Regions from separate parts of the Homo sapiens genome. Here regions 1, 2, 4, 5, 6 and 7 are each linked to region 3. Evidence: chromatin contacts called from ENCODE Hi-C or POLR2A ChIA-PET data. All regions are on one chromosome and are shown on one strand. The core of a region is the stretch at or near the end of the contact, and the rest is flanking DNA. Distances in the headings are between cores, read along the strand shown.

What was found. A loop is a pair of places that touch in the nucleus more often than their neighbours do. ChIA-PET counts read pairs that join two places held with the same protein, here RNA polymerase II (POLR2A). Pooled maps may share reads with other maps.
Region 1: a loop to region 3 is called in a map with no recorded cell type, with 4 times the contacts of the local background. The contact joins the enhancer-like site here to the promoter of SLCO3A1 in region 3. A Hi-C loop is called at or near these places in 1 of 37 single-sample maps with no recorded cell type and 8 of 50 pooled maps. POLR2A ChIA-PET finds 5 or more read pairs at or near these places in 1 of 52 experiments (activated CD4-positive, alpha-beta T cell).
Region 2: a loop to region 3 is called in a pooled map, with 5 times the contacts of the local background. The contact joins the promoter of VPS33B here to the promoter of SLCO3A1 in region 3. A Hi-C loop is called at or near these places in 1 of 168 maps with a recorded cell type or tissue (CD4-positive, alpha-beta T cell), 1 of 37 single-sample maps with no recorded cell type and 6 of 50 pooled maps. POLR2A ChIA-PET finds 5 or more read pairs at or near these places in 2 of 52 experiments (A549 and K562).
Region 4: a pooled map shows a loop between it and region 3 (5-fold over the local background). The contact joins the enhancer-like site here to the promoter of SLCO3A1 in region 3. A Hi-C loop is called at or near these places in 1 of 37 single-sample maps with no recorded cell type and 6 of 50 pooled maps. POLR2A ChIA-PET finds 5 or more read pairs at or near these places in 2 of 52 experiments (OCI-LY7 and activated CD4-positive, alpha-beta T cell).
Region 5: a map with no recorded cell type shows a loop between it and region 3 (5-fold over the local background). The contact joins the enhancer-like site here to the promoter of SLCO3A1 in region 3. A Hi-C loop is called at or near these places in 3 of 37 single-sample maps with no recorded cell type and 8 of 50 pooled maps. POLR2A ChIA-PET finds 5 or more read pairs at or near these places in 1 of 52 experiments (activated T-cell).
Region 6: a loop to region 3 is called in a pooled map, with 16 times the contacts of the local background. The contact joins the promoter of PRC1 here to the promoter of SLCO3A1 in region 3. A Hi-C loop is called at or near these places in 1 of 37 single-sample maps with no recorded cell type and 7 of 50 pooled maps. POLR2A ChIA-PET finds 5 or more read pairs at or near these places in 2 of 52 experiments (H1 and activated T-cell).
Region 7: a loop to region 3 is called in a pooled map, with 6 times the contacts of the local background. The contact joins the promoter of MAN2A2 here to the promoter of SLCO3A1 in region 3. A Hi-C loop is called at or near these places in 1 of 168 maps with a recorded cell type or tissue (CD14-positive monocyte) and 2 of 50 pooled maps.

Annotation. Positions count from the first base shown.
Region 1 is chr15:92,617,864-92,621,482 of GRCh38, forward strand. It overlaps FAM174B (family with sequence similarity 174 member B), which reads right to left. Exons shown (of 3, transcript NM_207446.3): 3 at 1-1,596. The coding sequence ends at 1,593. Among named protein-coding and RNA genes, the nearest start is that of FAM174B, 36 kb to the right of the region's middle. Within about 2 kb of position 1,913, at least 9 of the 41 ENCODE cell types and tissues checked have a DNase peak (open chromatin) inside an H3K27ac peak, as active enhancers do.
Region 2 is chr15:91,020,489-91,024,288 of GRCh38, forward strand. It overlaps VPS33B (VPS33B late endosome and lysosome associated), which reads right to left and starts at 2,106. Exons shown (of 23, transcript NM_018668.5): 1 at 1,666-2,106. The coding sequence starts at 1,761. It overlaps VPS33B-DT (VPS33B divergent transcript), which reads left to right and starts at 2,134. Exons shown (of 4, transcript NR_110104.1): 1 at 2,134-2,252; 2 at 2,825-3,483. RefSeq lists enhancers at 1,190-1,806, 1,661-2,070.
Region 3 is chr15:91,851,681-91,855,886 of GRCh38, forward strand. SLCO3A1 (solute carrier organic anion transporter family member 3A1) reads left to right here and starts at 2,028. Exons shown (of 10, transcript NM_013272.4): 1 at 2,028-2,408. The coding sequence starts at 2,229. RefSeq lists silencers at 1,450-1,624, 1,493-1,632.
Region 4 is chr15:92,829,964-92,834,031 of GRCh38, forward strand. No RefSeq gene overlaps it. Among named protein-coding and RNA genes, the nearest start is that of CHASERR, 51 kb to the right of the region's middle. RefSeq lists enhancers at 1,726-1,775, 2,156-2,355, 3,112-3,171. Within about 2 kb of position 1,853, at least 41 of the 41 ENCODE cell types and tissues checked have a DNase peak (open chromatin) inside an H3K27ac peak, as active enhancers do; they include OCI-LY7, where a contact is called at or near this core.
Region 5 is chr15:92,802,004-92,805,804 of GRCh38, forward strand. No RefSeq gene overlaps it. Among named protein-coding and RNA genes, the nearest start is that of CHASERR, 79 kb to the right of the region's middle. RefSeq lists an enhancer at 2,439-2,488. Within about 2 kb of position 2,453, at least 34 of the 41 ENCODE cell types and tissues checked have a DNase peak (open chromatin) inside an H3K27ac peak, as active enhancers do.
Region 6 is chr15:90,992,592-90,996,222 of GRCh38, forward strand. It overlaps PRC1 (protein regulator of cytokinesis 1), which reads right to left and starts at 1,944. Exons shown (of 15, transcript NM_003981.4): 1 at 1,816-1,944. The coding sequence starts at 1,826. LOC124903556 (a long non-coding RNA gene) reads left to right here and starts at 2,188. Exons shown (of 2, transcript XR_007064759.1): 1 at 2,188-2,344. RefSeq lists enhancers at 1,250-2,117, 2,118-2,984 and a silencer at 1,481-1,700.
Region 7 is chr15:90,900,772-90,904,585 of GRCh38, forward strand. MAN2A2 (mannosidase alpha class 2A member 2) reads left to right here and starts at 2,531. Exons shown (of 23, transcript NM_006122.4): 1 at 2,531-2,661; 2 at 3,419-3,568. The coding sequence starts at 3,437. RefSeq lists enhancers at 1,572-1,621, 3,462-3,521 and silencers at 1,792-2,061, 2,082-2,511.

The DNA of each region.
Region 1 (3,619 bases), core at 663-3,162, 770 kb after region 3:
GCAGGCCCCCCGTGGCTGGCAATACCATGCGTGCTGGGCCGGCTGCGCCACCCTCACCCAGGGCTTCCCACGGGCTCTGCTCTTTCCTGCAGAGGCGAAACTGCCTTCCTGGCAGGCGGAGGCTGCCGAGCTCCCATGCCCCTTCCCACATATCCCAACTCTTCTCAGAAAACTGAAGAACCGAAGATGGAGGTGAGTCAGGAAAGGCTGGAGTTTTCATCCAAAAAAAAAAAGAGCAGGACAATAAACAGGCAAATACACAAACCCTGGAGCAAAGCCAGGAAAAAAGGGGGAGATAAAAAATAAAAAAATAAAAAACACCTTTCTAGAGAGAGCAAAATCCCAGGGTCCCGAAGGCACTGCTAATAGACTAATAGAAGCATCTTTGTTGCAGCCAATCACCTCTAGCCTGGGAACACCGCTAGTCAGGAGGCCTCAATCAACCTGAGAAGTCAGCCCAAGGCCCTGTCTCCAGAAGCCAGCAGCAGATCCCTGGGTCATGTCACAGGCAAGTCCTCACTTCACCAGCTCAGAGGTGAGCCACTCTCACCTGAACCTCTGCCTTCCGGCAGGGACCTCCTGGGTCCTGTGGGGTCTCCTGGGTCCAGGTGGGTTCCTAGTCCAGCCCCGTCTAGACTGACTTCAAATATAGTCCCCTGACAGTGTGATTTTTTCCAGCCAGCCAAATCACCGTTCATTTTTAAAATGGTTTTTAAAAATTACATTTCTAAGGCAAACAACGTAGAACTGTGACAGAGCAGAGGAACAACAAAAAAGCACAAAGAATGTTGCTAATCACAGGCTGCCTAGCACTTTCCTTTCCCTTCAGAGAAGGAGAAACTGTTTTATAGGTATCACACACGTGCACACGCACACACGTGCACACACACACACACACACACGCACAGTTTTTCCCTGATACTGGAAATTCTTTGTGAACTAGCCACGCTGATTTCTGCTGAACCTTTTTTTTTTTTAAAAAAAAAAAAAAAGGAAGAAAGAAAAGGAGCCACAGACGTGTCCAGGTCTGGAAGGGGCTGACCAGCTCTAAGCACATCCACCTTGAACTCTGACACAGGTAACGCCAAAATGAGGCCAGGACCTGACCAAGCCAAAAAAGCAGCAAAGGATCAGATGGGGTCCAATGTGTAGATCCAGTAGAGAAGAATGTCGGAAATTCTAAATACACAGTTGGACATCCTTCAGGCTTGTTTTAGATTCTTGATCCTCCTGATCTCTTTTACTATTGTCAACAATTGTCTTAAAAAAACTTCTTTAAAATCAACATGTTTCTACCCTTTGCTCCTTAGCAAGGCACAAAGCCTCTTACATGGGGAGTAGAAGTAGGGGGCACTTTAAAGGGATGCCCAAAGGGTGGCAGAAGCAACTCCATTGTGGTGACGTGGAAACGAGCTTGCCAGTGACAGTCTGAGCAGATGCCTGACACGCACGATGGAGCTGGGGTTTTATACATAACGTTCGTTTTGGTTTCAACACCTCCGACGCAAGAGGGCTTCCAGGTCCAGTCCTTCACACCCCAGGTTGCAGCTGACCAACTTTCCACAGGATGCCACCAGGCTGGGAAACAGGTTTTACCTAAAAGAAAGGGAAGGACAAGAGTAAGCCCCTTCTGGCAGAGCCTCGCACCCATTCTGACCCCTCCTGAACATCTCTATCCCTCACCCTCTCAGCCAGTGAAAAGGCCACAGTCCCCAGCCACAGGACCTTTGAGCGTGCTGTCTGGAAGGCGCAATCCACTCTTCCAGCAAACCCCCTCCCTCCCCACAGTTCCCAACTAAGGATCCCTCCCCCAGCTCCCCACACAGACTCCCTAGAACACAACCTCTTTCTCCTTATATCCCTCTCCTTGCCAGCACTTCCAGGGTGTTTACACTAGGGGTTGGAAAACTTCTTCTGTGACAGTCCAGAGAGGAAATATTGTAAACTCTGCAGATCCCACAATCACGGTGATAACTCCTCAACCCTGCTGTTGGGGTGGAACAGCAGCCACAGCAAGAAATGCTTGGCCATGGCTGTGTTCCAGTACAATGTTATTTATAGACACTGAAATTTGAATTGCATGTTACTTTCTCATGTCATAAAATAGTATTCTTCCTTTGGTTCTTTTTCAACCATTAAAATGTGAAAATCATTCTTGGCTCCTGAGCTGTACAAAAACAGACAGTGGGCTGGATTTGGCCCATGGGCCATAGTTTGCTGACTCCTGGTTTATGTATCTGAGTAGTGTTGGTCTCTTGCTTAGACTGGGAGCTTGAGACAAAAGCCACATCTAAGCTTCCTTACCTTTAAACCCCGGGCCCACACCACAGTGTCAGAAAACATAAGAAGTACAAGAAATAAGTTTAGGCCAGGCACGGTAATCCCAGCACTTTGGGAGGCCGAGGCGGATGGATCACAAGGTCAGGAGATCGCGACCATCCTGGCTAACATGGTGAAACCCCATCTCTACTAAAAATACAAAAAATTAGCCGGGAGTGGTGGTGGGTGCCTGTAGTCCCGGCTACTCAGGAGGCTGAGGCAGGACAATGGTGTGAACCCGGGAGGCAGAGCTCGCAGTGAGCAGAGATCGCACCACTGCACTCCAGCCTGGGCAACAGAGCAAGACTCCGTCTCAAAAAAATAAGCATAAGTTTAAAAACTAAATCTGTGGCCAGGCTTGGTGGCTTACGCCTGTAATCCTAGACCTGTGGGAGGCCACGGCGGGTGGATCACTTGAGGTAAGGGGTTCGAGACCAGCCTGGCCAACAAGGTGAAAACCTGTCTCTACTAAAAATACAAAAATTAGCCAGGTGTGGTGCTGCACGTCTGTAATCCCAGCTACTTGGGAGGCTAAGGCATGAGACTCACTTGAACCTGGAAGGCAGAGGTTGCAGTGAGCTGAGATGGCGCCACTGCACTCCAGCCTGGATGACAGAGCAAGACTCTGTCTCAAAAAAAAAAAAAAAAAAAAAAAACTGACTCTGCTCAAGACATCATCTAAAGGGACTTAGAAAAGGAGGGAAAATTTGACCAGTTAAAGCTGCCACCATCACCTCCTGATGTTTGATTATGGGCATTATATAATCCCATGAGCAAAAATAACAAAGATTTAATAGAATTTACAAAATAATGAACTTCCTGTCATAATATTACATAATACCAAATATATTACCATAACAGGTAGCTATTTACTAGAAGATGTAAACATCCTATTTTTAGGAAATAGATACTTAATCATTTGCAGGAAAGGGCCATGGTATACATAACTTACCCTCTAATGGTTTAGTAAAAACCATTTGTGTGCACACACATACATATACACACGGATGAATCAGAAAGCAAACAGGCAAAAAATGTTAACAGGAAAATATGAGTTAAAAGTATAGGGTGTTCCCTACGCTATTTTTATTTTTGCATGAAGTTTAATTTTTTTTCCAAATAAAAAGTTGTTTAAAGAGAAAACATAAGCCAGGCACAGTGGGTCGCGCCCGTAATCCCAGAACTTTGGGAGGTCAAGGCAGGAGAATCGCTTGAACCCAGTAGTTAGAGACCAGCCTGGGCAACATACTGAGAGCTTGTCTCTACAAAAACTACAAAAATTAGCTGGACATGGTGGCTT
Region 2 (3,800 bases), core at 856-3,355, 830 kb before region 3:
CTCACCTGAACTAGTGGCTTTAACTAGCACCTCTTTTAAATTCTTCAGACATTGTTGCAAGTCTTTTATGTGCATGTCACTGTGCAAGCACTAAGTATTAAAGAGAAAGAAGCCGGGAGTGGTAGCTCAAGCCTATAATCCCAGCACTTTGGGAGGCTGGGACGGGCAGATTACCTGAGGTCAGGAGTTTGAGACCAGCCTGGCCAACATGGTGAAACCCTATCTCTACTAAAAATACAAACATTAGCCAGGTGGGCTAGCGTGCGCCTGTAATCCCAACTACTGGGGAGGCTGAGGCAGAAGAATCGCCTGAACCCGGGAGGTGGAGGTTGCAGTTAGCCAAGATCGCGCCACTGCACTCCAGCCTGGGCAACGGAGTGAGACTGTGTCTCAAAAAAATAAATAAAATAAAATAGAAATAAAATCTGGTCTAAGATGCCCTGCAGTTCTCATCTTGATCCATCTTCCTTCCAGTCCTCACAATGCAGCTGCAGTTCTACATTTCTATCTGCTGGATGTTACAAGCTATATTTCTTACGGGCATCTTAACTTCCCCCATCCAAACCCAAACAAATCAACTTCCCCCATCAAACCTGTTCCTTTTTCTAATTATTTTTCTCATTTCTATTCAATGTTAATACAACAAATATTTATTAAGCACATGGTGTGTGCTTGACTCTAAGCTAGGTACTCACTAGGTAGTGTTGAACAAAACAAACATGATCCCTGCCCACCTTCCAGTCTAATGAGGAATACAGACATAAAATGAATAACTAAATGATTACACAAGTAATCCATTAAAATCACAGTGGCAGTATTATTTTCCTAATAACCCAGGTTAAAAATCTCACTCATTTTTGCTTCTCCTTCAACATTTATAACCAATCAGTAAGTCTTTGAGTTTTCTTTCACCATAACTTAAAAATCCATCACTTTCCTTCATTCCCACTGCTACCAATTTTGTGTGGGCCTTTATTTCTTGTCTGATCTACGGTCTCCTAACTGGCCTTCTTGTTGCCCATTTACGCCACCACACACATCACTATTAGAATCATCAAGTATTGTCTCATGCCACAAATGGAAAAAAAATTTTTTTCAGTGGCTACTGTGTAACTGCTGATGGGTGTCTTCCCTTACATGCCTTGTCTTTCCCTGGTTTGCCAACTTTGCTCCTACCAATCTATCTGCCTGGAGCATGCTTAGTCTCCAAAGAAAATATGCTTATTACTCACACTCACTTCCTTGAAGCTCCTAGATCATCACCCCAACTAGAAATGATCACTTACTGTGAACTCTTCGGGTACACTAGCTCTATCACTCATTTACCACCTGTGTGTGATAATTTGTGCTTCATACAGCTCCTACTGGAGTGGTAAGATCCCTAATGGCAAAGATGTCTTAACCATCTTTCCGTCCCTAGGGATGCCTGGCACTAATGGTGTCTCCCTTGCCTGTATGCGGGGTTGGGGGGTGATTTCCATTAACTCTCTGGCCAGGTTCCAAACAGCTCTTACTACTCCCTGGATTCATTCTGGACCTGCTGGGGAAGCGCCAAGGACAATACCAGGGGCCAAGAACAAGATCAAAGGGGCACGGCAAGGAAGAAATGTGCATCCAATGAGTGCTAAACTGTAGATGCGATAAAGGCGTCAGGCAAGCACTGACCTGCTCCAGCAGATAGATGAGCTGGTCTCGAGCCAGCCTCTTCAGCATGGAGAAGTCAGGCAGCTCAGGGGCGTCCGGCCGATGGGGAAAAGCCATGGCAGCGGTCACCTGCGCCGCGGGGTGGAAGGACGCCCTTCGTTCTGAGAAGGCCGGCCGCAGCCCAGGGAAGCGCAAGGGGGGCTATCCTTCAGGCCTGGGCACCGACTTCCAGAGACCCCAGATGGGCCCTCGCTCCTCAGCAGCACTCCAGGAATGAATGGCCACCTCCAGGCAAGAGAGCTACTACCTCGGAGCAGCCTTGTCTCAGACCTGCAGCCACCGTGTCTCGACCCTCCCTCCCTGATCCACTCTGCCCGTCAGCAGGATTCCGGTCTACACCCCGCAGAGACTCCGCAGCGTACGAGGAGAACCCCGCCTTCTACCAGAAAAAGAAGCGACTTCCTAGATCTCCCGGAAGTCCCTTTCGCTCCCAGCGCTTCGCGTACCAGGAAGGGGACGGCGTCCTGAAAGGGACATTTGAAAAACGGAGGCAACGCGTCTATTAATTAGGTGGCGGCGCCTGGGGTCGCAGCACTCCAGAGGCTGAGGTGGGAGAATCGCTCGAGTCAGGGAGGCGGAGGTTGCAGTGAACTGCGATCGCGCTACTGCACCCCAGCCTGGGCAACAAAGCTAGACCTTGCCTCAAAAAAAAAAAAAAAAAAAAAAAAAAAGACATAATGAATGCATCAGGCTAGCTAACAATACCTCAACTCTGATCAATCATACCATCATATCATTTCCTGGTGAGATGCATAGGAAATACAGAGCATCACCTATTGCCAAAAATTGAACCTAATCAAGCCTCAAGATCTAACTACCAGTTTATAGGCTATATAGAGATTAGCAGGAATATGTTAAGACACCAAAGGTATGAAATCAACCATATCCAAAATGTAGGAAATTATATGGGACAAATGATCTGTCGTCTTCAAAAAAATGGCAAAGTGGGAAATGTGGGAGGGGAAAACACTTCAGAATAAAAGAGATTTAAGAGATGTATCAACAAAATGTTTCAATGTGTGGATCTTTTTTGGATAATAATTCAAAGATAACTGATTTAAGGAATTACTAAAACTTTTCGGGTATTGTATTTCTTTTCTTCTCTTTTTTTTCCTGACAGAGTCTCGCCCTTTTGCCTAGTGGAGGAGCTCGGCTCACTGCAAGCTCCGCGCCACAACCCCCCTGCCGCCCCAGGTTCAAGAGATTCTCCTGCCTCAGTCTCCCGAGTAGACTGGGATTACAGGCGAGTGCCACCATGCCCGGCTAATTTTTGTATTTTTGGTAGAGACGGGGTTTCATTATGTTGGCCAGGCTGATCTCGAACTCCTGACCTCAAGTGATCCGCCTGCCTTGGCCTCCCAAAGTGCTGGGATTACAGGCGTGAGCCACAACGTTGGGCCAGGTATTGTATTTCTATGTTATTATTATTTTTTGTATTTCTATGTCATACAGGCTTGTATTTCTGTTAAAAACAAGTCCTTATCTCTTTGAGATACATACTGAAGTTTTTACAGGTGAAATAATTTGGCCAGGAGTAATGGTTCATGTCTCTAATTCCCACCACTTTGGGAGGTCCAGGTCGGGGTCGGGGGGTTGCTTGAGGCCAGGAGTTTGAGATAAGATTGGTCAACTACAACACATAAAAAATAGCCAGGCATGGTGGTGGGCACCTTTAATCTCGATACTTGGGAGGCTGAGGCAGGAGGATCACTTGAGCCCAGGAGTTTGAGGCTGCAGTGCGCTACGATCATGCTACAGCACCCCAGCCTGGGCAACAGAGTGAGACACCGTTTGTTTTTTCTTTTCTTTTTTTTTTTTTGAGACAAGGTCTGGCTTTATCTATCACCCAGGCTGGAGTGCAGTGATATGTTCTGTCTCTTTTTTTTTTGAGATGGAGTTTCGCTCTTGTTGCTCAGGCTGGAGTGCAATGGCACGATCTCAGCTCACTGCAACCTCCACCTCCCAGGTTCAAGCGTTTCTCCTGCTGCAGCCTCCTGAGTAGCTGGGATTACAGGCATGTGCCACGCACCCAGCTAATTTTGTATTTTTAGTAGAGACAGAGTTTCTCCATGTTGGTCAGGCTGGTCTTGAACTCC
Region 3 (4,206 bases), core at 778-3,277:
GTGACACTGGTCAGGTTAACCTTTCTAGGCCTCAGTTGTCTCATCTGTAAAACAAGGCTAATAATAGTATCTGGTTTAGAGGATTGCTGTGAGGATTACGTTGTAAATGCGGGTGAAGCACTGAGAATGGTGTCTGGCCATAATAAGCACACAGTAAACATTAGCTCTTGTTATTACAAAGAATGTAAATAAGAGTTGAAGACTATAAAGCACTCCGCACATTTCATTAGCAATGGGGTCACCATTCGTAGACAAGTCTCAGCTCAGCTTTGCAGCTTACCGTCACAGAGGCAGGGAACAGAGCTAGCTTGTCAAGGGTCTTCTCAGGAGGAAGTGGGGAGGTAGCCCATGAAGCAAAGTGATGGGGAGGGAAAGAGGGGGACATAAAGATCCTGCAGAGAAGTTGGCTCCGAGTGATAGGAGGGTGTGGGGAAGAAAGAAGGGGGCAGTAAGGATTCTCATTATAGGACTGGCCGGGAATGGTGTGACCACTGATTCAGGAAGTGGGGAAGACGGGAAGAGACTTCAAGTGTGGGGGGAGCCAATTCAGATAGGAGGTGGCCTAGACAAGGTGAGGGCATCTCAAAGCGACACCAAGCCTGGGTGAGATCACGTCTGGAGCCACAGAAGGATGAAGCAGTTTATATTTAAATGCCATGGCAAAACAACATCCCCACCATTACACCCTCCATTCTCATTCAAGTTCTTCGGGAGAAAGGAAAAATATGGTCGGGTTCATTGCTATTCAGTTTTGAAGTTGAGCCTGCATTTGGACACAGGCGCTTGGGAGAGTGGGTCATTTTCTTTGACACAATTATTAAGGAAACCGTTTTAAATGATTCCTTGAGTCCCCCAATGGCCCAGGTGGAAGGTGCTGTTTCCTGGTACCTGTCCAGCCCTCTGAGCTTTTCTCTCAGCTTCCAAACGCTGCAGTTGAGAACTAGCAGATCCTATTGGTAGTGCCCTGTGGCCCACACTCCTTGGTAACGGTGAGAGTGGGGAGTAATTAGGAGCGGCTGCCATGGGCCAGGCATTCAGGTCAAGGCCGAGGATGGTGGCCAGGGCCACAGAGCCAGGGGACGGGTGGGGACCCAGCAGGCCTGCGGCTGGCCGCTTGCTGAGCGCTCCAGCAGCGGGGCCCTGGGCGGATGAAGGGCCGGAGAAGGCCCTCTGCTGGGGCCGCGGCGATCTTGCAGCGCCTGGACACCGAGGCTGGGGCACTAACGGTCCGTGGGGCTCCCGACGTATTCCTCTAACTTCCCCTTTCTGTCCTTTCGGTCTGGGGCCTTTTCAACACCCCCTGTGGCCGGGGACAGCTGGGGCAGAAACCGGCAGGCGGCAGAAGCCTCAAGCAGCTCTGACCTCTGGCACCTCCCCAAGACCCAGAGCACAACATCTGTCCCCAGAAATCCCCGGGCGGAGAAGAGCGCGCGCCAAGCCCTTCCTGGGTACTCAGTATTCTCCCTTCCTGGGAACAGCCTGCCCTCTGAGGCCTGGGCACCCGGGTTCCCGAGCGCCGGGTCCCAGCCCCGCGGGGGCGCCTCCGCACCCCATCTCCGCGCCCGGCGCAGAGCCGCCAGTCTCCGCCGCGGGGCCCCGTGCCCCGCAGCGCCACCTAGGGGCCGGGCGCCGCCTCCCGCCCTCAGGGGCACCCCCCTTACTCCGCAAGGACTCCGGGTCTCCCCAGTTCTCCCGGCAGCCGGACCCTCCCAGCCTCGGCCGCCGGGCCGCCCTCCGCATCCCAAGCCCGCCTCCCGTGCCTCCCCGGGGGCGCACCGGCAGCGAGGAGCGGCTCGGCGAGGGCGCGCAGCGGCGGCCCAGGCCCAGGCCTTGGGGCTGGGGCTGAGGGGGTGAGAGCAGGCGCGGCCGGCGGGCAAGGGGAACCGGGCGATGGCAGCGGCGGGCGGCCGCGGGAGGCGAGGCAGCGGCGGCGGCGGGCGGCGCGACGAGCCCCTGTGATTGGCACAGCCGGAGCCGGAGGAGGAGGCCAGGGGAGGGCGGAGGCGGGGGAGGAGGAGGAGGAAGGGGCGATCGCGGCGGCGGCGGCGGCGGCGAGGAGCTGTGCCTTCCACCTCTCCAGCCCCGGCAGGACGGGGGCGGCCGCCGCGAACCCGGGGCGGGGACAGCACGCAGCCTCGAGGCGCGCACCCCCGCCCGGCAGCGGCCCCGACACCCGGGGCGAGCGGGAAAGCGGCAGCGGCGGCGGCGGCGGCGGCGGCGGGGGAAGGATGCAGGGGAAGAAGCCGGGCGGTTCGTCGGGCGGCGGCCGGAGCGGCGAGCTGCAGGGGGACGAGGCGCAGAGGAACAAGAAAAAGAAAAAGAAGGTGTCCTGCTTTTCCAACATCAAGATCTTCCTGGTGTCCGAGTGCGCCCTGATGCTGGCGCAGGGCACGGTGGGCGCCTACCTGGTGAGTCCCCGAGCCAACTCCGCCGCGGGCCCCTTCCCCAGCCCGGCTCTCGAGCGGCCGCCTGGCCCGACGAGGGGGCCGCCCGGCGCTGGGGGCAGGCGGGCATGACCTCGGCCCGGCGTGGAGGTTGGCGAGTGGTGCAGAGGCGGCCGCCGGGGGAGCTGCCGGCCGGGGCTGCCAGCGAGCGGGTAGCGGGCGGGACCGTTGATGCCGGTAGCAGCTCGCGCGCGTCCGGCTGGGGCAGGGGGTGCCGGGGGAGGAGAGGCGGCGGGCAGGTGGGCGTGAAACTATTCCTCTCCCCCCATAAGAGCGGAGCGAGACGGTGAGTTCAGGGTTCTCCTTGGAGAGGAACGAAAAAGCGTCGGGGTTTTCAGGTGACCTGCACATGGGAAGAAAAACCAGTTAGCATCCTGCGTCCTCTACTCTCCATTGCATCCTCCTCGAGAACAAATCTATTATGCATCATTTTCTCCGGGCGCTTTCTACATCCGCCAATTACAGGGGGATATAACAGCTTAGAGTGAAATGCGCCCTAGTGTGGCCCTGGCCTGAGCCGGGGCTGCAGGGGGAATATTGCCACCCGGTATCCCTATAGCCCTCTTTGAGCGTCTGGGATAAAGTTACGGTACCTAGAGAGCAGCTGCGAGTTTGTGTAGTTCCTGCTATCCACTCTTAGTGCTAAATTCCCCATCGTGGTCTGTCGCCTACAGAAGGTTGCACCATTTTCCACAATGAATATGTATTTTATTTGCCTCCAGAAAGGGGATGTTAATGCTCAGAGGGCCCATGGGTGCGTAACATTTCAGAGGAAACAGCTTGTAATGACTCAGCACTGTCAGGTACCTACTTTGTCGCTTTCGCCTCCTCTGCTCAGGTGGTCGCAACTTGAGTTCCAGAGAGCGTGCTTCCACACCTAAGTACAGTCCTGTCTAAACGGGAAATTTTTTTTGAGAGTTTATAGTGTTAAATCATTACTTGGCTATTGACCCGCAACTGGAATCAAATGTCATAGACTTTGAGTATTCCTGAGCAAGTTTGATGGAGATAGAATTGGACAAGATTTTGGCCATTGAATAACCACATCCAGAGATAGAACCACGCGTATCCTGATGCTATGATTAATCCCTCATTCCTGGCCTTGGGGTAAAGTTCATGAGGGCCAGACGCTGGGGGCTGTATACCATTCATAAACTATCTCTTAAGGCTCAGGGCTCACTGTTAAAGGGAAATACAAGCAGTGCTTGGTCTCCGGTGTTGAGGAAGTTAGGTGGTTGTGAGAGAGGGGGTCTTCAAACTCAGCTCTGTTCCTGGGGTGACAGAATTTCAGGGCTTTTGAAAATCAAATACATTTCTGTTGCTCATTCTGAGACGAAAAGCGTTTACATCCCGGTCTCTGTCTTGTGCATTCGTAACTTGTAGACTGCAAGTGAACCCTGTAGTCAAAAGCATACCTTGTTTTCTGTTCTATAAAATACACTTATTGTGTCTATAGTTATAATATGCAGTTGCAGACAGTACCTATTAGCCCTTGGAATTTGAGGGATAGGGGATAATTGTGTTTTGGGAGTCAGTTTATCGGCACTTCCTTAGGGGAAATTTAACTGTTAAAATATTTAAATAAGTACATGTATTACAGAGATGCAAATTCACATTAATAAAATATATGTGGGTCTGTACTGTGACATATGCAAAGTACATAATACCTAACCGGGTCTATGTTTAGAAGGAGGTAATTAGTATATCAACAGCTGCCTCCACTTTAACGGTTTGTTTGCCTCAAACCAATTTTGCTCGGTAG
Region 4 (4,068 bases), core at 603-3,102, 980 kb after region 3:
AGACTCTTTGACAAATAGATTTATTGCATATGATGTAAAAGGGTCTCATTCAGAGAACTACACATTTACTACACATTTACTAGCTGTTAGATGTGAGAAATTGAAGCTTTGAGAATTGTCATTTTGTAAGCACGCTGTAATAATTGTGTTCTCTACAAAAATGGAGAAATACTTAATCTTTGCAGGTTTTTATTAGCTTCGAAAAAGGGAATACAAATATTTTGATACCTGACTTTATTTTAAAGATACTGGCAAGCAAGGAAAGATACTCAGTTTGCTAAATTATAGCATAGATTTGAAAGACGGAAATTTTTTTTTGTTATTTTGATTCTTTCTGATTCAGAACCTGCGTGAGTTTCCATTCCTGGGATAGAGAGCCCTGCCAAAGCCAACTCAGTCTCCTGTTATTGCAGAAATTTAAAGGTTACTTGAGCTGATTGATACCAATTAAAATAAAAGCATCTACTGCCATTTTATTAAACGCCCTATTTAATCTCCACATCCCAAGTTCATTCTCTCTCTCTTTTAAGGCTATACATGGGCCTCAACATTCTCTCTTCTTCAGTATCAGCTGTCCTCATCCCTATTCAAAGTCAGAATGACTTGGAATCTATTCAGGGCTGCTACTTAATTGGATGAAGAAAGTACTCTGTTGCATGCTAACCTCCCAGATTTGAATTAGAACCAAGGTCCTGAATCTACACAAGACCTTTTTCCCTTTCCTTTCTGCATTTATTTCTTTTTTTTCTACATCTTTCTTTTTGAATTTTTTTTTTTTTTTTTTTCTGAGATAGAGTCTTGCTCTGTCGCCAGGCTGGAGTGCAGTGGTGTGATCTTGGCTCACTGCAGTCTCCAACTCTGGTTCAAGCAATTCTCCTGCCTCAGCCTCCGGGTAGCTGGGACTACAGGCATACACCACCATGCCCAGCTAATTTTTGTATTTTTAGTAGAGATGGGGTTTCACCATAGTGGCCAGGATGGTCTCCATCTCTTGACCTCGTGACCTGACCCCCTCGGCCTCCCAAAGTGCTGAGATTACAGGCATGAGCCACCGCGCCCGGCCTCTTTTTGAATTTTTTTAAAAAAACACCTAAAGTTTAGGAAAGTATAAGAGGCCAAAGAAACAAGAGTTCAAAGAAACAAGAGTGTTATACACGCACACTTGCAGAAAGGTAGTAAAATATCTGTATAGTTCTGGCTGTCAAGCTTTTGGACTGAGATATGCGTAAGCAAGGCAAAAAGATCCCATAGTCCAGGAATATCAACCAGTCCAGTTTCCCAAGGAAACTAAAAGTAACTGAAAATGAGAAGGGTGCCATATAGGAAAATTGAAGGTGGGGCATAATTATTAATACACTGCTTTGGAAATGCTGGTATGGAAGATTCATATATGGACTTCAAAGCATACATGTCTTATACTTAGCTATGGGAAAATTATCATCAAAATCTTCATTTATACAAATCACGGGTATTAGAAATAAAATCAGGTATTGTGTACAGTCAGATCCCAGGTTTACACAAACTAGAGGTTTCAATTAAGTTTCCTTCATTTTATAAAACCATGACACAAGCTGTAAATAAAGGAGCTCTGGCTTTAGGCCTTCTTCTGTTTATAGACAGTAAATTTTAATCCTCTGTCCCTGCAGACCAACTCAAAGCAGTAACCTTGGCTACCGTTGCCGCAGAAGAAACACACCCTGCAGATTTCCAGTTCTATATTCAGTCTTAGAAAATTGGTCATGTTGAAAGGGAAAAAACAATTTTACTTTGCCTCAGTTATTGACACCAAGAAGCACTCCTCAGCCTGTTCAGAGGGGAAACAATGAGTCATTCATGCTGTCAGCCCAGGTGGTGCATGAATTCCAGACAGAGGCCGCTGAATTAACCCGTGGAGGCGTCTCTCTGAGCAGAGCCCGCAATGCGCCTGCTTGGGGCTCCCTGCAGCCTCTGGGGGAGGCAGGGCGGCCCAGAGCAGGCCTGTGCTGGAAAGGAACGCGAAGCCCTGTAACCAAGCCTGTACCTCTGCAGTGCTAGTCCCAAGGGGCCTCCGAGCTGTTTGTCACCATGTGATTGGCTCAGGAGAGGGGTGGAGAAATGAAAACACTCTGCCCAGGATATATTTAGTTGAAGTGCAGCTGGGGAAGTGCTTAAACAAGGGAGCTTTTGTCCTTATGTTGAAGTGTTTTTCTTAACTCCTCAAGGGTGAAAAACTTGAGCCACGTACTGATCCCATTCCCCCCCACCACCCCCAATATATTTTCTCTTCTTTAGGAAATGCTCTTATTCTGAAACTTTAGAATTTTCTAGGGTTTGTTGCATAAGAGGAAACTGAATAATTCTGATGCAGAACTGACACAAAATTTAAAGCACAAACTTTTAGTGGGAGACACAGTTAAGAAATTCAAATAATTTCTTAACACATTAGAAGTTTGCATTCTTGCCATTAATTTTCTGTAAGTTCAAACTGGAAATTGGCTATTTTCAAACGGCTTTACTTGAACTAATTTATGGAGTTAAAAACATAATTAAGTGTTATAAGCTGACAGAGCCCTGTTTCACTCGAGCTGATTCACGGTTTCCAGTAATGAAAGATATCCTTCTGCGCTGCTGAGCACAGCTTCTTTGCAACAGATGACTGATGAGCCGTGTAACGGCTCCTGTTCACATCCTCCTCAAAAAATGGCTGAAAACTGCCACCTTGCTGCAAGGCTTTATGTAAATACTGTATATTAGGGCACATTATCTATTATTAAGAAGTAATGTGGCTGGGCACTGTGGCTCATGCCTGTAATCCCAGCACTTTGGGAGGCCGAAGCAGGCAGATCACCTGAGGTCAGTTCAAGACCAGCCTGGCCAATGTGGTGAAACACCTCTCTATGAAAAATACAAAAATCAGCCAGGCGTGGTGGCGCATACCTGGAGTCCCAGCTACTCAGGAGGCTGAGGCATGAGAATCGCTTGAACCCAGAGGGGAGGTTGCAGTAAGCTGAGGTTGCACCACTGAACTCCAGCCTGGATGACAAAAAAAAAAAAAAAAAAAAAATAGCAACACAGGAAATATTTTCCATGAAAATTCCATTTGCAGTTATGAAGCAGGGGCAAAAACTTCTGGACAAGAAGCCCGTGGTTTTGTTGATACTAGCAAAGCAGGCTGTAATAGTGCTCTCCAGAGAAACAGAACCAGTAGGATGTGCATATTTATAGACAAAGATTTCTCTCTCTCTCTTTTTTTTTGAGACAGGTCCTTGCTCTGTCACTCAGGCTGGAGTGCACTGGCGTAATCTTGGCTTCCTGCAGCCTCAACCTCTCCTAGCTCAAGCAATCCTCCTGCCTCAGTCTCACGAGAAGCTGAGACTACAGGTGCATGCCACCATGCCCAGGTAATTTTTAATTTTTTGTAGAGATGGTGTTTTGCCATGTTGCCCAGCCTGGTCTCGAACTCCTGAGCTCAAGCCATCTGCCCGATTCAGCCTCCCAAAGTGCTGGGATTACAGGCATGAGCCTGACTGAGAGAGAGATTTTGTTTAAGGAATCGATCCATGCTTATGGAGGCTAAGTTCAAAATCTGCAGTGTGGGCTGGTAGGCTAGAGACCTAGAAAAGAGCCAGTGTTGTGGTTCAATCCAAAAGATGTCAGCTGACAGAATTCCCAGAATTTCTTCTTGTCTGGAGCCGGGAGAGCGAGAGGGAGTCTCTTGTTCTATTCAGGCCTTCAACTGATGTGATGAGGCCCACCCACAGTATGGAGGGCCATCTGCTGTACTTAATGTTCACCAATTTCAATGTTAATCTCATCCAAAAACACCCTCACAGACACATCCAGGAGAATCTTTGACCAAATGTTTGGGCACTGTGGCCTAACCAAGTTGACACATAAAAGTAACCAACCACAGGTTAACAAACTCATTTTAAAAAATTCATGTGTTAACTTCACTTGTTAAAGTAACAGCATTGCTTACCATGTTGTAGATGTTGTAAAGGTATAAAAACGGGTACCCTTACAACATCTGTATCCCCCTGAAGGCAAGGATCTCTCTCTCTCTCTCTCTCTCCCCCTCTCTCTCCCTCT
Region 5 (3,801 bases), core at 1,203-3,702, 950 kb after region 3:
GTTACCTAGTCATCTCTCTACTTAGTGATCAGTGTTCAAATCCTGCTTCTCTATACCAGCTCTGTGAGGTTGAATGAGCTATTCCATCTTTTCTGTCTAGGTTTTCTCATTTCCTTTTTTGTTCTTTTTTTTTTTTTTTTTTTTTGAGACAGGGTCTGGCTTTGTCACCCAGGCTAGAGTGCAGTTGCGCAATCTCGGCTCACTGGAACCTCCTCCTCCCAGGCTCAAGCAATTCTCCCACCTCAGCCTCCAGAATAGCTGGGACCACAGGCATGTGCCACCAAGCCCAACTAATCTTTTTGTATTTTTAGTAGAGATGTAGTTTTGCTATGTTGCCCATGCTGATCTTGAACTCTTGAGCTCAAAATTATCCACCCACCTTGGCCTCCCAGAGTGCTGGGATTACAGGCATGTGCCAACATGCCCGGCTGGGGCCATGCTCTTTCTGAAGCCTCCAGAGGAGACCCTCTGTTCCATGGCTTTTTCTTCTGGTGTTGGTGGCAGTCCTTGGAGTTCCTTGCTTCATGGATGATACTTCACTCCAGTCTCTGTGGCAGAAATTCTCTGGTGTGTGTAGACAAGCCTTCCTCTGCCTCCCTCTTAGGAAGATACATGTGATAACACTTAAGGCCCACCCTGATCATCCAAAATCATCTCCCCATCTCAAGATATTTTTTTTTTTTTGAGATGGAGTCTCGCTCTGTTTCCCAGGCTGGAGTGCAGTGGCGCAGTCTTGGCTCACTGCATCCTCCGCCTCCCGGGCTCAAGTGATTCTCCTGCCTCAGCCTCCTAAGTAGCTGGGACCACAGGCATGTGCCACCATGCCCGGCTAATTTTTGAATTTTTAGTAGAGGTGGGGTTTCACCATGTTGGCCAGGCTGGTCTTGAACTCCTGACTTCAAGTGATCCACCTGCCTCGGCCTCCCAAAGTGCTGGGATTACAGGCGTGAGCCATCGTGCCCGGCATCAAGATCCTTAAATTAAGCTGGGCGTAGTGAGCCGAGATCATGTCACTGCACTTCAGCCTGGGCTACAAAGCAAGACTCCATCTCAAAATAAAATAAAATAAAATAATTTTTTTTTTTTTGAGACGGAGTTTCGCTCTTGCTGCCCAGGCTGGAGTGCTATGGCACGATCCTGGCTCACCACAACCTCCGCCTCCTGGGTTCTAGTGATTCTCCTGCCTCAGCCTTCCAAGTAGCTGGGATTACAGGCATGAGCCACCACACCCGGCTAACTTTGTTGTATTTTTAGTAGAGACAAGGTTTCTCCATGCTGGTCAGGCTGGTCTCGAACTCCCAGCCTCAGGTGATCTGCCCACCTCGGCCTCTCAAAGTGCTGGGATTACAGGTGTGAGCCACCACACCCTAAAATAAAATTGTTTTAAAAGTAAGATCTTTAACTTACACACCTGCACATTTGCAAAGCCCTAGTTGTTGGGGTTTTGTTTTTTTGTTTTTTTTTTTCTTTGAGACAGAGTCTCACTGGGATTGCAGGTGTGAGCCACCTTGCCCTGCCTGTGTTTTGGTTTTTGTTGTTTTTGCCAGATAAAGTAACATTCAGTTTCCACATATTGGGATATCACTGGGAGACCATTATTCAGCCCACCACACACATCCCCAAATCTACCAGGTTAAATGGAGGTAGATTTTTAAGCTTCCCAAGTAGCTGGGACTACAGGCATGCACCACTATGTCTGGCTAATTATTTTTATTTTTTATACAGTTGGGGTCTTGCTACATTGCCCAGGCTGGTCTTGAACTTCTAGGCTCAAGCAAACCTCCTGCCTCTGCCTTCCAAAGTGCTGGGATTACCGGTATGAGTCACCACACTGAGCAAGGGAGAAGAATTTTAAGAGTCCCTATAATAACTCCACACCTCTCTAAAAACCGCACTGCTCGCCCCTCCCCACTCCCACAGGTTTTGGAGTTTCTGACTCCTGAAAGAGAATGAGTCACAGACAGTTCCCGTCAGAAAAGACTATGTCCCTCCCACCTCTCATTTAGTTCCCGTTTGTTTAGGATTCAAGTGTCTTGGGCAGTTAGATAGCTCCCCAGCCTACCCAGTTTCCCTCTTGCCTCCCCTCTACTACCCCCAGAAATGCTTGTGCAATATTGGACTGACTCACCCAGAAATAACTCATGACTCTCCTTTGTTTACAGTTTAAGAGACTAGGGTGTTGAAATATCTCAGCAAAGGCCACTGAGGGACTCTTCAGTCCAGGGACAATGAAACACTGGACAACCTGGGAGGAGTTAGGTACATTCTCTGGCCTTCTCTCAGAGGGGCTTTTGCTGTGTTGTAACAGGCAGTGGAGTGTTGGTAAATATTTAACAAGGCATCTCCAAGGGGAAAAGCCTTAATATGTAGTGTTTACCTATTCCTGTGGTGTAAATACCCCTGCTATGGCCAGTTTCAAGCTACCAACATGATGTCATTGAAACCAAAGTTGGAAAGAAAAGTGCATCATCATTCTGAGCAGCTGACTCCAACACGCCACTGTAGCTCCACTGACCTAAGGGAAAACTGTCAGTCTTCACTCCATAAGGATGTACAGGCCCAGGGGCTGGACAATGTAGCTCTTGGAAGATCACAATAGAGTCAGTTTCCTAATTTCAGGGACCAACTGTTACTGCTAAGAATAAATGGGAGGCCAGGTGCAGTGGCTCACACCTGTAATCCAAGCACTTTGGGAGGCCGAGGCAGGTAGATCACCTGAGGTCAGAGTTCGAGACCAGCCTGACCAACAGAGTGAAACCTCGTCTCTACTAAAAATACAAAAATTAGCCAGGCTTGGTGGCGTGCACCTGTAATCCCAGCTACTCAGGAGGCTGAGGCAGGAGAATCACTTGAACCCAGGAGGCAGAGGTTGCAGTGAGCCGAAATCACACCACTGCACTCCAGCATGGGCAACAGACCAAGACTCTGTCTCAAAAAAAAAAAAAAAAGAACAAATGTGTAAAATAGTCACAGATCTTTACAATCCCATCCAGCGATGAGGTTCTAGGTACAAAACAAACATTAACATCTTTCTCCTCTGGAATCGCTTGAACCAAGGAGACAGAGGTTGCAGTGAGCCAAGATCGTGCCACTGCACTCCAGCCTGGGAATCAGAGTAAGACTCCGCCTCAGGAAAAAAAGAAAAAGAAATCTTTTTCCTCTGAACTCTCATCAAACTTCTATTTCTACATCTCTTTTGATTTTTTTTATTTATCTAACAATGACTGTGCCAAGCAATATTCCAAATAAGGTATATACCGTGACACAATCCAACCTCACAACAAGCCTACAGGCAAGTACTTTATGTATTTATTTATTTGTTTACTTATATATTTGTTGACACTGGGTCTCACTCTGTTGCCGAGGCTGGAGTGCAATGGCACCATCTGGGCTCACTGAAGCCTCGACCTCCTGGGCTCAAGCGATCCTCCCACCTCAGCACCCCCAGAGTAGCTGGGATTACAGGCACACGCTACCACACCCAGCTAATTTTTGTAATTTTAGTAGAGAGGGCATTTCACCTTGTTGCCCAGGCTGGTCTCGAACTCCTGGACTCAGGCGATCCACTGCTTCAGCCTCCCAAAGTGCTGGGATTACAGGAGTGAGCCACCAAGCCCAGCCTGGAACAAGCACTTTTTACAAATCTGTTTTACAAAGGAGCAAACTGAAGCGCTGAGAGGTTAAGTTACATGTCCAAAGTCACAAAGCCCTGAATTGCCTTTGCAATGCCCCTTAAAAAGTGGCAGAATAAATGCCCAACCCAAGAAGCTCTTCACATATTTGATTTAGATTCCACATAAA
Region 6 (3,631 bases), core at 694-3,193, 860 kb before region 3:
AAAGTTGTATGATCTTAAGATGCTTCAGAGCAATCATTATGAACAATTATCATGATACACTTAAATACTCCCTGGCTAAATTGTTTCAGATAATCCCCTAAAAGCAGCAAGTCTGAGTTTTTTTTTTAGATTCACTGAAAAAAATCAAGAGTGCATACAAAGACTACCACTCAAGGACAAAAAGGTTGTAAAATGAGTCAGTTTTTCCAGTCTTGAACATAAATCACTGGACTGGAAGGTATCTCACAGTGGTCCTTAAATTATTTTCTACCTTCAGGCAGCCTTCACTGATCCACTGCCCTATTTTTTCTTAGCATTCCAGAGAAGGAGCTTTGTTGATCTCCAGTTCAACCTGTTTCGGGGATCGATAACCATAATTAATTCTGGCCAGAGTTTCGTTTGAGCCTCAGAGGTCAAAGCTGCAGTGAGCAATCTCGCCACTACACTCCAGCCTGGGCGACAGAGTGAGACCCCGTCTCAAAAAAAAAAAAAAAAAAAAAAAAAAAAAAGTTAATTATATCCATTAGCCTGGAACCAACATTAAAGGGTAAGTTTTCTCCTGCTTCATTCAATCCCTTGATAGAGGAGATGCCTACATAATTCATAAACTGTTAATGGACTTTTTTTTTTTTTTTTGAGACGTAGTCTCACTCTGTCGCCTAGGCTGGAGTGCAGTGTCGAGATGTCGGCTCATGCAACCTCTGCCTCCTAGGCTGAAGCGATTCTCCTGCCTCAGCCTCCTGAAAAGCTGGGGGTACAGGCGCGCCACCAGGGCCAGATAATTTTTGTATTTTTAGTTAAGACAAGGTTTTACCATGTTGGCACTCAATTCTCATTATTCTGAGGGCAAGCATTTTAAAAAGACTGATCAGAATTAGTGATCATGAAATGAAGAATCTTACAAAGCCTTAGAACAATCAGTTCCACCAAAAACTACACATTATTTAACGCTGTATCATCAGAAAACTGCATCCACAACTTTTAGAAAATAAAGTTAATATTTGGAAGTCACAAGGTTGGTAAGTGGCAGTGTCACCGTCTGGTCCCGATTTCAAGTCGGACAGTCCCTCCCCAACACCGCCTAGGAAGTTATTAAAACGACCGGAAAAGAATTCCATAATCCGTTTCTTAACTTGCAAAGAAACAAAGCTATCTTTCCAATTCAAACAAAACGTTAACACCGCTGGCCAGATATAAAGAAAAACAACGGGCCGGGCACGGTGGCTCACGCCTGTAATCCCAACACTTTGGGAGGCCGAGGTGGCAGGATTACTTGAAGCCAGGAGTTCGAGACCAGCCTGGCCAACATAGACCGCGTTTCCACAAAAATAAAAAAAAAGAATAAAACAAAGAAAAACAACGATAAATAAACTTAACAGCTTTAAAGAAAAGCCACGACCACAGAAGGTTTACAACGAGTCATCTGCGCCAAGCAGCGGCACCTGAGACGCTGCGGGCGGGGAGGGTGGGGTCCGAGCGCCAGCGCTGACCGCCTGGGTGGAGGCCGCCCCGGGCCCCGGGCCTCGACTACCCTGCCGCGTCCGGGCACCGGCGCTCGGCTCCCACCCGGGCGTCTGAGCCTGCGGGCACCTGCGGCCGCCGGCGGACAGCGCGTCAGGTCTCACCGCCGCGGCCCTCGCACTGGCTCGCCGCCTCCAGACCCTGCCCCTCAGCGCCCCCGGCCTCCCTCGGCGCCGACTGCCGTGACGATCTAGGCCCGGGACCCCGCACGGGTCCCGCACCCCTGAACAGGCCCCGCAGCCGAAACGAGCGTCGCTCCCTCCCGCGTCCCCTCGATTTCCCCGCAACCCGCACCTTCTCCTCATGGCGGACGCTCCAAGCAGCCGTGAGTCCAGGTCCAGACCTACTCCACACGGCCCCGAGAGCAACAACCACCCGCAAACACCGGCGATGTCACTCCGCGTAGCCGCTCCGCGAGCCGTTGAGCCCCGCAAAATTTCAAACCGCGCCACGGGGCGAAGCCTCGTCGCGATTGGCGTCGCGTCCCGTCGCTCCAAGAAAATCCCCGCCCCTCGGGCTGAAGTCGCGGGTGCGCAATCGGGGTGGGGACTCGCGAGCAGGGCCTGGGAAGCGCCGGAGTGGCGGCGGGGGATGACGTCACTGTCTGTGAGTGGCCGGGCGTGGCCTGCGCCTCCCGCTTCCCTGGCTTGGCGGCAGCCTCAAGGGACTCCTCTCCCAAGCCAGCTACCTCATCGGAGCGCCGCCCCGCCTCGCCCCGCGCAGTTTGGATTCGAAGTGCGCGGGCGGGGAGGGAGTTGAGAGCACCGCGGCTACCTGGCTTCCCTGAGTCCCGGCTGCCGGGAACGGGCGCGGGGGTGAATAGGTAAGTTAGCGCCTAGTTTCCCTCGCTCATCCAAGAAGCGAAGCTTGGAATCGATCTTTGGTGGGACTCTTCCCCAGATGTAAGAAGCCATACACTAAAGGGGAAGGGAAGGAACATTGAGTCCTGCTCATGGGCCTGGAACGTTTCAACGCCAGTTATCCCATTTAACCTCCACAATCGCCATTGCAGAGGAAACGCAAAAAGATTTGAATGATTTGCCTAAGTCACGTTATCAAATTAGATGAGTTTCTAAATCGTTACATGAAAAATTTAAAACTCAAAATAGACATTACTTTTGTAGCCTCCTTTCCTCGATGAACATGTTACATCCCTAAATGCTTATATATCACCGTTTTTTCCCAGTGATTCATGGTGGCATGGTGGCATGAATCCTGGTGTGTAGATATCTCGCCCATTCTGCTATTGATATTTAGATGATAATTTAAAAGATAAGGCTGGGCTGAATATCTTCATACATAAATCTTTGTGTATGTATGTATTTATAAATGCATCCTGCATTTTCGTACGGCTGATTCCTAGAGGTGTAATTACTGAATGCTCCCTTTATTAATTTGCCTTCTGCACAAAGCCTCACCGGAAAAGTACCCTCCTTTTGTTACCCTCAGCAGGGCTGAATTCTATTGTACTTCTAAACATCTTTGCTCATTTTGTAGGTAAAATAATAATACTGGCATTTCCTTGTTTGGCACTTGATTATAATTGAAATTGCACATTTTTCGTGTTTATTGGCCAACTGTAACTTAAGTGAATCCTCTTCATATGCCTTTTCCCTAAAGGTAAAGGATGCTTGTTTGCTTCACCTTCAGAACCATATTTTTCTTATTTTCAGAAAAACTTCATTAGTGCTTTCAATGTTCTTTTTACTTTTTTTAATTGAGACGGAGTCTCGCTCTGTCACCCAGGCTGTAGTGCAGTGGCCCAATCTCAGCTCACTGCAACCTCCGCTACCTGGGTTCAAGCAATTCTTGTGCCTCAGCTTCCCGAGTAGCTGGGACTACAGGCACGCACCACCATGCCTGGATACTTTTTTTTTTTGTATTTTTAATAGAGACGGGGTTTTGCCATGTTGGCCAGGCTGGTCTTGAACTCCTGACCTCAGGTGATCCGCCTGCCTCGGCCTCCCAAAGTGTTGGGATTACAGGCGTGAGCCAACGCGCCCGGCTTCCATGTTCTTTTTAACTTGTCAGCAGCATGCCAAACATTCACAGCACCAACACAGTGGGCGACAGGCACCACTTTTTCAATTTCCTTGCACTCTGTGATTAA
Region 7 (3,814 bases), core at 1,281-3,780, 950 kb before region 3:
GAGCCCAGGAGTTGGAGAACAGCCTGGGCAACACAGTGAGACCCTCCCACCCACCACAAAAAATAAAAAAATTAGGGCCGGGCACAGTGACTCACGCCTGTAATCCCAGCACTTTGGGAGGCTGAGGCAGGTGGATCACCTGAGGTCAGGAGTTCGAGACCAGCCTGGACAACATGGTAAAACCCCATCTCTACTAAAAACACAAAATTAGCCAGGTATGGTGGCACGTGCCTGTAGTCCCAGCTATTTGGGAGGCTGAGGCAGGAGAATCGCTTGAACCTGGGAGGCGGAGGTTGCAGTGAGCCAAGATCGCGCCATTGCACTCCAGCCTGGGCAACAAGAACGAAACTCCGTCTCAAAAAATAAAAATAAAAAAATTAAAAAATAAAAAAATTAGCTGGGTGTAGTGGCACATACCTGTAAGGCTCAGCTACTCAGGAGGCTGAAGTGGGAGGATGGCTTGAGTCTGGAAGGTCAAAGATGCAGTGAGCTGAGATGGTGCCACTGCACTCCAGCCTGGGAAACAGTGAGATATTGTCTCAAAAAAAAGAAATGGTCGTTAAATAAGAGATAGCATTGATCATTCTCAGCAAACTAACACAGGAACAGAAAACCAAACACCGCATGTTCTCACTAATAAGTGGGAGTTAACAATGAAAACACATGGACACAGAGAGGGGAACATCACACACCGGGGCCTGTCGGGGGTTGGGGGCAAGGTGAGGGAGAGCACCTAATGTATGTGGGGCTTAAAACCTAGATGATGGGTTGATGGGTGCAGCAAACCACCATGGCACATGTATACCTATGTAACAAATCTGCATGTTCTGCACATGTATCCCAGAACTTAAAGGAAAATTTTTAAAAATGAGATGGCATTATATATCTCATTAATCAGCTAAAACATTGTTTAAGCAATATCCAGCAGTTTGTTATTGATGGTGTAAACTGGTACAGTCTTTTGGGGGAGCGATAGTGTCATCAGTCATCTCTGTCCTTATCTTTTGCCCGGGTAACTTCACTGTTGCAAATTCATCATAAAATAACGTCTTAATCTGTTCGGGCTGTTAGGACAAAATACCATAAAGTAGGTAGTTTATCAACAACAGAAATGTATTTTCTCACAGTTCTGGAGGCTGGAAAGTCCATGATAAGGCATAAGCGGATTCAGTGTCGGGTGAGGGCCTGCCTGTGGTGCACAGATAGTGCCTTCTAGCTGTGTTCTCACGTGGTTGAAGGGGCCGACTCTCGGGGTCATTTGATACCGGCACTAATCCCATTCATGAGAGCTCTCCCTTCAAACTCTGTTCACCCCCAAAGGCCCATCTCCTAATACCATCATCACCTTGAGGGATTAGGATTTGAACATGAATTTGGGGGGTCACATTCAGATAATGTTATATATAACTTAAAAAGAACAAAAATGTGGAATTCATGGAGATGTTCATTGCAGTATGGATTACACTGAAAAACTGTAAACAACCTAGATGCCCAGTAAAAGGGAAACAGCCAAGAAAAGTCTGTGTCTTGTTCACTCGCTGGCAGGAAACATAGAGCAGGCACGGAAAGGAAAGGGACTCGAGGAATGCGCTGTACCGACAGGAGGCAGCACCCCTTTGCCCGAGGGGCGCAACGACAGAGACCTAAGGCTACCTGGGCCGGAGCCGGGTGAGGCCGCGGAGAACGCACCCCGCTACGCGTCTGCCGAGACGGAGGCGGGCGTTTCGACCACTGCCCGATCATGCGCTTACTCAAGTAGGATTCCGAAAAAATTCAGTCGCGCGTCCCTCCTGAGGTTCCGCAGCTGGCCAGGCCCGGCCCGGGCTGGTGCGGCTGCGCACTGCAGCCCAGCGGAGCGGGCCCGGGAGGAGCCGGGCGGGGACCGCGGCGGCCAGAGCTCCTGTCAGCTCCGCCGGGCACACGCAGGCCGGGGCGGGCGGCGCGGCTGTCCCCGCCCCGCACGCTGCTGGGCCCGGCAGCTTCAGAGGCTGGCGGACCCGCGCGGGGCCGGCGCAGCGGAGCGCGCCGGCGGCCCGGGGCCCAGCGGGAGCGCGGCAGCGGCGCGCGGAGCAGGGGGCTACGGGTGGGCGGGCGCCCGCCTTCGCCTGCGTCGCTGCCTGCACGCGGGCCGCCGTCCCCGGGCGTGTGAGAGCCGGCAGCTCGGCCGACTGGGCCCGGAGCGGCGCGGAGGCCGGGCGCTGACGGTAACGGGCCGGGTGCGCGCGCGGGAGGGCTCCGGCTGCCCCGACAGAGGCCGGGCTCGGGCGGCGGGAGTGCGAGCGCCACTGCGGCGTCAGAGGGGCCAGGAAGGGACAGGAGGCTGCCTGAGGCCCGTACCTGGCGCCTGTCTCTGCGGTCCCCGGGGCCGACGAAGTCGGAGCGGGTGGGGAGGGAGCCGGGCGGGCGGCCAGAGACCTGGCGGCAGGTGCCTGCCCTCTGTGATCCAACTCTCTCCCCAGCTCCACCCACATTGGCCTAGACCCAGTCTCTAAGGGCTGAAAATATTGCCCGGAAGCTCCCGAGCAGAATCAGATCGCGCTAAGTAGGGCACAACGCAGAGGCGACAAAGCTCCTCGGCCCCAGGGCCCGCGGAGCAGACTCCGGAGCGCGGTCCCGCCCACGCTCGGCTCCGCAGTTAGCGTCCTCCTTCCTCCTGAGCAGGCAAGCGGAGCCCGAGGGCGGTGGCGGCGGGGGGCACGGGTCCCCTGAAGTTGCCTCGCAGCTGAGCACTGGGCCCCGTCTCTCCCTTCCCAGGGGGCCTTCGGCGTCACTGCAGGCTTCCTAGGGGTCCCCTAAGTGCTCTGCAAACCGCGGCTGGAAGTTTCCCACTGCAGTGAACAGTAGAGAAACAGGGAGAACACACAGGGCTTGCTTTATGCTAGAAACACAAGCATCTTTCTTCTTTATTAGAAAGAAACTCATTCTGTGTTTCTGAGAAAGGATCGTGCCAGGCACTGTTTCTGGTGAGTGCCAGTTTGACCCGAAAGGGCACTGAGAAAGGCTTTCCTATCAGTCTCTTTGGGTTCTGGCTAAACTTTTAAATCAAACAAAATAGAGACTAGCTTATTCACCTGAAACTAGAAGCACATGGCCGAGGAGCCTGAACAGGCACCTCCTATCTAGGCAGGGAAGCTGTGTAATCAGGAGCTTGTGTGGTGCGCTCCAGTCGGAGCTGGGACTCTTATCCTGGGCCCGTTTTTCATAGCACCAGCCAAAGGAGAGCGTCCTCTCCACCCTAGCGGCAGAGCTGCTACCAGGACCAGGTGGGCCAGCCTCAGATGTGCTGCTTGTGCTACTTGGAGCCAGGCAAATGGGTGTTCCTTTGGAACAGCCCTCAGGAACTCACTGGGGTATTTGGTGGAAAGACTGCCACGGGCATTTTGCATGTTGGAGCTACAGATGGTGTCCTTCCTGCCAGGTGTGTGTGGAGGCCAGTATGAAGCTGAAAAAGCAGGTGACAGTGTGTGGGGCTGCCATCTTCTGTGTGGCAGTCTTCTCGCTCTACCTCATGCTGGACCGAGTGCAACACGATCCCACCCGACACCAGAATGGTGGGAACTTCCCCCGGGTGAGTCGTGCCTGGTTGCTAATTTCTTTGTATACAAGTCACCTGGGCTCAGGGTATGCACCTCCCACCCCGCCGCCTCCCCTCCCACCCCCCGCTGGAGGGTAATGTCAGTACAGGACAGGAGCCTTCCTTCCCAATAGTCAGGTTTTGTAGAAACCCTCAGCTAAAAACAGTGATGGCGAAAAGAAGGAAGGAAGAAAAAATGTCAATGGCAATGAGTATTGTCACTCTGTTCTCCTGAATTCT